Linked DNA regions of Homo sapiens: all the other regions are linked to region 1. A link is a contact called in ENCODE Hi-C or POLR2A ChIA-PET data. All regions are on one chromosome and are shown on one strand. Each heading gives the region's core, a stretch centred on a gene start or an enhancer-like site at or near the end of the contact. The rest is flanking DNA. Distances are from core to core; before and after follow the strand shown.

Evidence for each region. Hi-C counts contacts between places; a loop is a spot of excess contacts on that map. ChIA-PET counts read pairs that join two places held with the same protein, here RNA polymerase II (POLR2A). Pooled maps may share reads with other maps.
Region 2: a pooled map shows a loop between it and region 1 (5-fold over the local background). The contact joins the enhancer-like site here to the promoter of HMBS in region 1. A Hi-C loop is called at or near these places in 1 of 50 pooled maps. POLR2A ChIA-PET finds 5 or more read pairs at or near these places in 3 of 52 experiments (SK-N-SH, activated B cell and activated CD4-positive, alpha-beta T cell).
Region 3: POLR2A ChIA-PET joins it to region 1 with 14 read pairs in HepG2. The contact joins the enhancer-like site here to the promoter of HMBS in region 1. A Hi-C loop is called at or near these places in 5 of 50 pooled maps. POLR2A ChIA-PET finds 5 or more read pairs at or near these places in 10 of 52 experiments (H1, HEK293, HepG2 and 7 more).

The regions. Positions count from the first base shown.
Region 1 is chr11:119,083,361-119,086,382 of GRCh38, forward strand. HMBS (hydroxymethylbilane synthase) reads left to right here and starts at 1,521. Exons shown (of 14, transcript NM_000190.4): 1 at 1,521-1,706. The coding sequence starts at 1,674. RefSeq lists enhancers at 1,122-1,819, 1,749-1,798.
Region 2 is chr11:119,508,795-119,511,816 of GRCh38, forward strand. No RefSeq gene overlaps it. Among named protein-coding and RNA genes, the nearest start is that of THY1, 87 kb to the left of the region's middle. RefSeq lists silencers at 1,621-1,710, 2,374-2,563. Within about 2 kb of position 1,462, at least 2 of the 41 ENCODE cell types and tissues checked have a DNase peak (open chromatin) inside an H3K27ac peak, as active enhancers do.
Region 3 is chr11:119,367,420-119,370,441 of GRCh38, forward strand. All of the region lies in intron 2 of USP2 (ubiquitin specific peptidase 2), which reads right to left. Among named protein-coding and RNA genes, the nearest start is that of USP2, 13 kb to the right of the region's middle. RefSeq lists enhancers at 1,006-1,150, 1,022-1,952 and a cis regulatory region at 1,072-1,085. Within about 2 kb of position 1,397, at least 21 of the 41 ENCODE cell types and tissues checked have a DNase peak (open chromatin) inside an H3K27ac peak, as active enhancers do.

The DNA.
Region 1 (3,022 bases), core at 271-2,770:
TTCCCAGCACTCTGGGAGGCTGAGGTGGGCGGATCACCTGAGGTCAGGAGTTCAAGACCAGCCTGACCAACATGGTGAAACTCCGTCTCTACTAAAAATACAAAAACCAGCTGGGTGTGGTGGGAGGTGCCTGTAATCCTAGCTACTCAGGAGGGTGAGGCAGGAGAATTGCTTGAACCCGGGAGGTGGAGGTTGCGGTGAGCTGAGATTGCACCATTGCACTCCAGCCTGGGCAACAAGAGTGAAACTCCATCTCAAAAAAAAAAAAAAAAAAAAATGGGCGTCTCACTCTGTCATCCAGGCTAGAGTGCAGTGGCACCACCACAGCTCACAGCTACCTCGACCTCCTGGGCTCAAGCGATCCTCACACCTCAGCCTCCTGAATAGCTGGGACTACAGGTGTGTGCCGCCACACCTGGCTATTTTTGTATTTTTTGTGGAGATGAGGTTTTCACCATGTTGCCCAGGGTGGTCTCAAACTCCTGGGCTCAAGCAATCCTCCTGCCTTGGCTTCCTAAAGTGCTGGGAATATAGGTGTGAGCCACTGCACCTAGCTGGGTGATTATTAATAATCATGATTGTTAATTATGTTCATGATTACAGGCGCGGTGGCTCACGCCTGTACTCCCAGCACTTTGGGAGGCCGAGGTGGGCGAATCACCTGAGGTCAGGAGTTCAAGACCTGCCTGACTAACATGGAGAAACCTCATCTCTACCAAAAATACAAAATTAGCTGGGTGTGGTGGTGCGTGCCTGTAATCCCAGCTACTCGGGGGGCTGAGGCAGGAGAATTGCTTGAACCCGGGAGGCGGAGGTTGCAGTGAGCTGAGATCGTGCCATTGCATTCCAGCCTGGGCAACAAGAGCGAAACTCCGTCTCAAAAAAAAAAAAAAAATTATGTTCATGGGAAAGCACTTTTCCTAACAAGCCCTTTTCTCACTACATGTAGCGTTTGTGCTCCCACTTCAGTTACTTGTCTTTAGGCATGACCTTTAATCTCTCTGAACCAGTTTCCTCATTTTAAGAATTGAAATGCTGGCTGGGCCAGTGGCTCACGCCTGTAATCCCAGCACTTTGGGAGGCCAAGGCGAGATGACTGCTTGAGTCCAGGAGTTCGAGACTAGCCTGGGCAACATAGTGAGGCCACCTCCCCGCTGTCTCTATAAAAAAATCTAGAAATTAGTCCCACGTGGTGATGTGCGCCTGTAGTCCCAGCTGCTTGGGAGGCTGAGGTGGGGGGATCGCTGAAGCCGGGAGGTCAAGGCTGCAGTGACCCGTGGTCATGCCGCTGCACTCTAGTCTGGGGACACAGTGAGACCCCGTATCAAAAAGAAAAATGCTGCCTATTTCAAGGTTGTAGCAAAGCTAAGTTTGAACAGAGCAAAGGAAGCGCCATAGAAGCTGCACTACTTGCTCATGTCACAGCTGGGGAATGGGGTGGTCGAATGGGGAGGTCCACTGTCGCAATGTTCCAATTCCCGCCCAGAGGGAGGGACCTCCCCTTCGAGGGAGGGCGCCGGAAGTGACGCGAGGCTCTGCGGAGACCAGGAGTCAGACTGTAGGACGACCTCGGGTCCCACGTGTCCCCGGTACTCGCCGGCCGGAGCCCCCGGCTTCCCGGGGCCGGGGGACCTTAGCGGCACCCACACACAGCCTACTTTCCAAGCGGAGCCATGTCTGGTAACGGCAATGCGGCTGCAACGGCGGTGAGTGCTGAGCCGGTGACCAGCACACTTTGGGCTTCTGGACGAGCCGTGCAGCGATTGGCCCCAGGTTGCCATCCTCAGTCGTCTATTGGTCAGAACGGCTATCTTTTTTTTTTTTTTTTTTTTTTTTTTTTTGGTCCGAGTAGCTTTTAAAGGGCCAGTAGCTCGGTTGCCCTCCGGAAGGAATGGGGAAATCAGAGAGCGGTGATACTGGGTTAAGAGTGGAAGGATTGTTTGGAACGGAACTCCGGTCCCTGCGGGCATCTGGGTGGGATTCCCATCAGGCCTGGGATGCACGGCTCTAGATTTAGTGACCCAGACCAAGAACGTTCGTCTACACAGACGGGGTCCTTTCATTCGAGGCTGGGCTGAGGCGGATGCAGATACGGCCCCTTTGGGAAGACACGTTCCACTTTTGATTCATAGGAGAGAGTATCAGCCAAGCCTCCGAACTGCACACAAACGTCTTAGAAGTGCGCCTTCTTTTTGTGTTATAGTGGTCTCCCAGCCACAGCCAACGCTCCAAGTCCCCAGCTGTGACACACCTACTGAATTACTACCGTGGGTGGGAGGCCGCCGTGGGCCTTTCCATTACGAGCCTGCTTGCCGAGCCCTGGGCTTGTGCACAGACAAACTGCAGAGCTGGTGGAGGCCACTGCCAGGCCGAGATAAGAAAGAGATGGGGAGCTGCTAATCTCCCCCTGTCCAGCCTGTTGGTGAGGGCTGGGATCTTTGCTCTTGCAGTCATTCCAGAGCCCTGGACTAGGAGTAGGAAGATCTGAATTGTGGCCCCAACTCTCTTTCGGTTATTAGCTCTGTGACCCTAGGCAAGTCACCTCATCCCTTGATGCCACCCGTTGCTTCTGTAACATGGTCCCAAAGGTGCCTGTCTTGTCCACCTGATAGGATTTTTGAGACGACAACAATATGCAAAAGCAATAGCTTCAACATAGAAGTGCTCAGTGTTTTATTTTTTAATGAAACGGTTTGACTTGGATATGCTGTGCACATTCAATGAACTTAAGGAATTGTTTGAACCTAGTAGTTCTGGGACCTTAGAGTCCTTTCTGTGGGCTCCCTGTGGCCCAGAATTTTGGTGGCCACGTTTAATATCAAGCCTAGCCTAATTTGCAAAGGGTCTCCCAGGGTTAATTTATTGGAGTGATCACATGGAGTAGACCAGAGTCTGAGGGCAGAAAGCTGTCACCTGCTTCGGCAATAGAGGCCCCAGATGTCTGGGTGCAAAAGAACTCCATAGCACCCCGACCAACATGGTGAAACCCCGTCTCTACTAAAAATATAAAAATTAGGCCGGG
Region 2 (3,022 bases), core at 212-2,711, 430 kb after region 1:
AGGTTGCAGTGAGCCGAGATGGCAGCAGTACAGTCCAGCTTCGGCTCCGCATGAGAGGGAGACCGTGGGTAGAGGGAGAAGGAGAGGGAGGGGGAGGGGGAGGGGGAGACTTGAGGATTTACCAATGAAAGAGACATGGTCCCAGGTCTCAGAGAGCTCAGAGGTGTGTGTGTGTGTGTGTGTGTGTGTGTGTGTGTGTGTGTGGAGTGTGGAGGGATGGTGGAGACTCACACAGAGGTTTATGCCTCTGTTCACACTGCCATGATCGAGGCATGAGGCTGGGCATGATGGCTCATGCCTGTAATTCTGGCATTTTCAGAGGCTAATGATGGAGGATTGCTCGAGTTCAAGACCAGCCTGGGCAACATAGTGAGACCCTGTCTCTACACACACAAAAAGCCAGATGTGGTGTCGTGTGCCTCTAGCCCCAGGTACTCGGGAGGCTGAGGTGGTAGGAATGCTTGAGCCCAGGAGTTTGAGGCTGCAGTGAGCTATGATCGCACCATGGCACTCCAGCCTGGGTGATAGAGCGAGACCCCATATCTCCAAAAGGGGTGGGGGTGGGGGGGAAGAGGAATGAGCAAAATGCCTGGGCTTGAGGGAATTCAGGCAAGGGGCCACCCAGGGTGAGTCTTCAGAATGAGTCATTCTCATCAAGGGTGGGGCACACTTCTGCAGCAGTCAGTGCTATGGTCTGAATGTTTCCCCTCAAGATTCTTACGTTGAAATCTTGGCCCCCAAAGTGATGGTATTTGGAAATGATGGTATTTGAAGGGTGATTAGGTCATGAGGGTGGAGCCCTTGTGATTGGCATTAGTGCCTTTTGAAAGAGTCCTCAGAGAGCTCTGCCCCTGCTAAAATGTGAGGACACAGCTAGAAGGTGCTGTCTGTGGACATGAAAGAGGGCTCTCACCAGAGACTGAATCTGCTGTGCCCCAGTCTTGGCCTTCCCAGCGTCCAGGACTGTGAGAAATAAATTTTTGTTGTTTATAAGCCACCCAGTCTATGGTATTTTGTTATAGAAGCCCAAAAGAAATGAGACATCTAGGGTTCATAGCTTTAGGCAATAGAAGCCGATTCAGACCAGCTAAGCAGAAAAGGAATTTATTAGAAGAATATGGGGTGTCTCATGTAATCAATAGTGTTAGGGAGGGCTGGAGAACCAGACTTAAGACTACGCTTCCAGGCACGATGCCCACGACATACAGAACTAGATGGATGGGGAAACCACAGCTGCTGCTGCCTCACCAGCTTCAGCTGCCACTGTCACTCCCCACTGACTGCACTTCCAGGCCAGGAACTTAATCTTGCTACCGTTTCTAACCCCCAAAGCTGGACACATTCTTACCACCCTTGTCAGCATGATGGGTTCTGGGTATGGTCTCCTTCCCCAAACTCCTCCCTTCTAGAGAGGAGTCTCTGGGGAGTGAAGCCAATGGGTGGAGTCAGAGACATCTGCTGTGCTCCAGCTGCAATGGAGGCTGGGTAACCCAGTTTCTGCTTTCTGCTTTCAGAAGGTGTGACTCATAAGACTGGAAACTCCTGAACGTAGCAAGGATGCTGGCAGCCAAGCCAATGACTACAAACATGATAAAGTCCATTACAAGGATGGAAAGTCCACAGAACAGAAAATGTGTCTATTTTTTCACCAGTGACCCTCCAGCACTCAGCTATGCCTGGAACAAGGTAGACAGTCAGAATAACATGTCGAATGAATGAATGAATAAATGGCAGAGAGGGTGGTGATGATCAGGGGGCTTGGACAAGCAGTCCTTTTACTTACAGATATCCCAGGAAAGATTTGAGGCCTCTGGACAGCTCTTTGAGCTTAATTTGGACCAGTCTTGCCACCCAGTCTGTGATCTGGGCCATTGGTCTGATTCTCTACTCTTTGACGAATGGGCAAAGGCCTGGCTCTTGGAATTGGGTGAAAAGAAATTGACCCAGCTCAAGTGGGGAAGGTTGAAGCACACATGGCTGATGATTAAAACATATATTGATTTCAGCAATCTCTACACACTTTCTCCACTGTTACTACGGTGGATGTTGTTTAGCCCAGTGTCCAGTCTGAATTTCCTCCTTCCTGACAGACCCTATTGTTGTTCTGGCACCCCTCCTCAGGGTGTGTGTCTCAGGGAAGGAGTTGGTCTTATCCCAGCTCCTGAACCACCTGCTTGGTCTAAAGTAATCCTCTCTCCTTACCAACGATTGGTCAAGAGTGGGCCAATAAGATGCAAGCAGGTATTTTTGGGGGTGGGATGGAGGAAGACATCTTTACGCTTTTGAAAGAGTTTTTGAAGGTTGCTCTAATCTAGTTTTCTCGGAATGTTGTTGTGGGTGAGTCTAAGGCCCTTAACTGCCCCAGCCATCTCTGATCTAGTCATAGATAGCGTACATACACACACACACACACATGCACACACACACATGCACACACACACACACACGTCACAGGGAAACAGGGCCAGGCTTCCAGACAACACCAGCCCTGAATTCTGCCCTACCTGCAGGTTTCCAGAGCTCCATAAGATCGGAGCCACTTTGAGTTTTGGATATTCGGTGTTTTGTCTCTGAGTACCCCCCGACAGCTACCCGGACCACTGCTTGCTCGTGTGTGTGATGGCCCCAACCCCAAGGCAAGACTGGCATCTGGCTGATGCTGAGGGGCTAATAAAGGATGGCCCCCTGCCCGTTCTCAAATGCCCTCCTATGGGTGCATGTGAGTCTGAGATGCATCAGGGACGGGCTTTCCTTTCAAGGCAGCCCTGTGTCTAAAGGACCCTGTTTAGGATAGAAATGCTCCAAGAATAGGTGACCCACAGCCAGTTAGCATCGCAGAGCATGAAGGAGTTGGTCAGGGAGGTGTGAAGCCAGCTGCCAGCCACCCTAGGGACTTGGATGGAAAGAGACCTTGGGCAGAGGGAAGAGAGGCAGAGCTTCCCTTCTGCCCAAGGTCTCTGTTGAGCAGACTCTGCTGAGCACGTGGCATGTCCTGTGACCCCCAATTAGGAAAGCAGTTGCG
Region 3 (3,022 bases), core at 147-2,646, 280 kb after region 1:
CACTGCTGGGGCTAAGGCAGATGTCTTAAAGCCTGGCTCCCAGCATGTGCCTGCGATTACCACCGCAAATGGACAGACCGGTGGCCTGATTGATTGATGGATGAAAAGGTAGGGGCTCTGAGTCCTTGTTAGGGGTTGGGCTTTTGCCCCACAGTGCACCTTGGGGAGAGAGGGTCAGCCCATCCTCCCCACTCTCTGTAGGAAGGTCTGCTTCCCTGCATGACGTGGACCCCAAGAGGCCAAAAGCTCTGTGCACCTTTGAGCCCAGGCAGTCTGGCCTGAACCAGCTGGATTCCAGAGGCCCACACACCTCCTTCTTTTGCATGTGTCTCCGTCTGGGGCGCTAGTTTTATGTACGTATTGAGGTGAGAGAGTACAAGGGGCCACGTGTGCAGCTTTGGGCTCTGAACATGATGTTCATTTCTGCAGCTGGTGGTCAGTGGAGCGGCTCCCCCAGGGGCAAGGAACATTTTGCCAGGCTTGGATTAACTTCTGCATTGCTGAGCCCCACCCCAGCACCACATTAACTCATGAAGACATCCTGGAGTGGGGGTGGAGGAGGAGGCGGGAGGATGGTGCTGGGCACCGATTGAGAAATTGAGCCTGGATAAGGCAGTACCAAGGCTAACGGCCAGGATACAGCCCACAGCCGGTCTGCAAGGGATGGAGACATCAGTGTCTTGCTGATTCTAGTCACAAACCGCAAACCCACTGCCCTTTCCTTCGCAGCAGCTAGTACAGCTCCTGGCCAAGGGGCCCCTCTGGCTTAAGGTCCTTTAGTGACCTTCTCATGCTGCCAACACAGATTCATGACCTCAGGAAGTTCAACCTCCTTAGGGTGGCTTAGTGATCCCGGGGTGGGAGTAGGTAAGGACAGACCCCAGGATCTCAGGCTGCCAAGCTAGACAAACAAGGCAGCAGGGATACAGGCCAGTGTGGCTGCGTGAACGGAGCGAGAACATGAGGGACGAGAGGCGAGTTGTACTTCTCACCTAGGAGCTCCAGGACAGCCCCTGCTATCCGCAATTTGTTCTCTTTGGAGTAACCTCCGCTCACTGCAGGGCAGCATTCAAGTCCAAAGTCCCACCCCAGGGAAAAATCACATGACCTCAGCTTATATAATCTCCCTGTCACTGAACAGCTGGAACCCAAGGCTTCGGAAGATGAGTCAGCAGCCCCAGTGGCAAATAGGACCCAGGTATTCAGTTTCCCAGACCTTTTGCTCCTAGAAACAGGTCCTAGAGCGGAGGGCAAGGGTGTGGAAGAGACTGGGTGGGTGAGAATAGGCTGGGCCAGACTCTGAGCCTCAGCCCTGGCTCTGCCTCCGAGTTGCAGGTGCCCAGCTTGCTGACTGTGCTCTGGAGGGCCCTGGGCCAACCCCTGGATCTTCTTGGGGAGAGGAGAGGGTGGCCTGGGCAGGGTGGGGCAAGGGCTGGGCAGAGGCCAGCGGGCAGAATGCCAGGGCTAGGGAGGAGCAGCTGGAGGGGTGGAGCTGAGGGGGATTAGGAAGGATTGTAGGGGTTAAAGCGCAGCCCTGGCAGGGCTCAATGGGAACAGCTCGTCCTTCCATAGACCCCGGGAACAGGAGAAGTGGGGCAGAGTAGGGAGATGACAGGGTTGGGACTGGGGCTCCTGGGTCTCTGCAGGGCTGAGCCACCTGAGCTGGCTTGGAGTCCCCACTTGGGTTAGTGAACACTTTTTTTCCACCATCACTGTTCCTCCTCTCTGCATTTTAAGCAGAAGGTGAAGTCTCAGGGGAGGCCCTCATTATACAAGTGCTGAGCTGCGCCCCCCTGGCCTGGCATTTTGTTGGTGCTTACACAAGCATGGGGAGGGGATAATTCTGAATTTATGTGGCGCCCCCTGCCACCCGCCCCTGCCCCCCGCCAGCTCTGTGCTCATGCTCAGCTGAGTCTGTGATATTCAAAGTTCGTGTTGCCTATTACTGTTAATGAGGGAAAGAAGTCTGGCTAGAACTGTTCTCCCTGGTCACAGCCTGCTGTTGACCTCCCTTAATGAATGCCAGCTGTAGCTCCAGTCAGCTATCCTGAGAATCCCCTGGGACACAGGATGTACTTTTTTTTACCTCTGTTTCTCCCACGGGGTTGGTGGGGAGGGGGCTTCCTACTCTAGTCAGCTGCCAAACGCCCCCTTTCTATGATCTCTTTTCCCCCCTTAAGTTTAAATGACCTCTTCTGCAGCATTTTATTGATTTCACATTCCTCCACCTTCATTATTTGCTTTGAGCCTCATGGCATGCTTGAGAGGTGGGCAGGGCGGGCGTGATTGTTCCCTTTTATAGTCTAGGAAATACAGCCCAGCTGATAGGTGTCCAAGGTTAGAGAGGCCAACTGTTCCTTCCACTGGTCACGAGCAGCCCGTCCCAGCCTCAGATGACCTCTCCCTTTCCGTCCACCTGTGACACTCAAGAACACCCAGGGCTGCCTCCCATTGTACCTATTTAAGAACTTCTTCTTGGCCAGGCGTGGTGGCTCACACCTGTAATCTCAGCGCTTTGGGAGGCCGAGGCGGGTGGATCACCTGAGGTCAGTTCAAGACCAGCCTGGCCAACATGGTGAAACCCCGTCTCTACTAAAAATACAAAATTAGCCTGGTGTGGTGGTACACGCCTGTAGTCCTAGCTACTTGGGAGGCTGACACAGGAGAATCACTTGAACCTGGGAGGTGGAGGTTGTAGTGAGCCGAGATCGCACCACTGCACTCCAACCTGAGTGAGACAGAGCGAGACTCCATCTCCAAAAAAACAAAACAAAACAAACTTATTTCCCTAAGTGAATTGTGAAGGCACTGAAGGCAGGGACTGTTGCTCGCACACATCTCTTGCCTGCCAAAGCACCAGAAGGGTACAACAACGAGGACTAACATTTACTAAGCAACATGCCAGGCACTTTCACATACATTATCTTTTCATTCCTCAAGTAATCTGTGAAGTGGGAACTATGATCACTCATCTTACAGAGGAGGACACAAGTTCAGAAGCTAAGGGACCTATCTGAGGTCA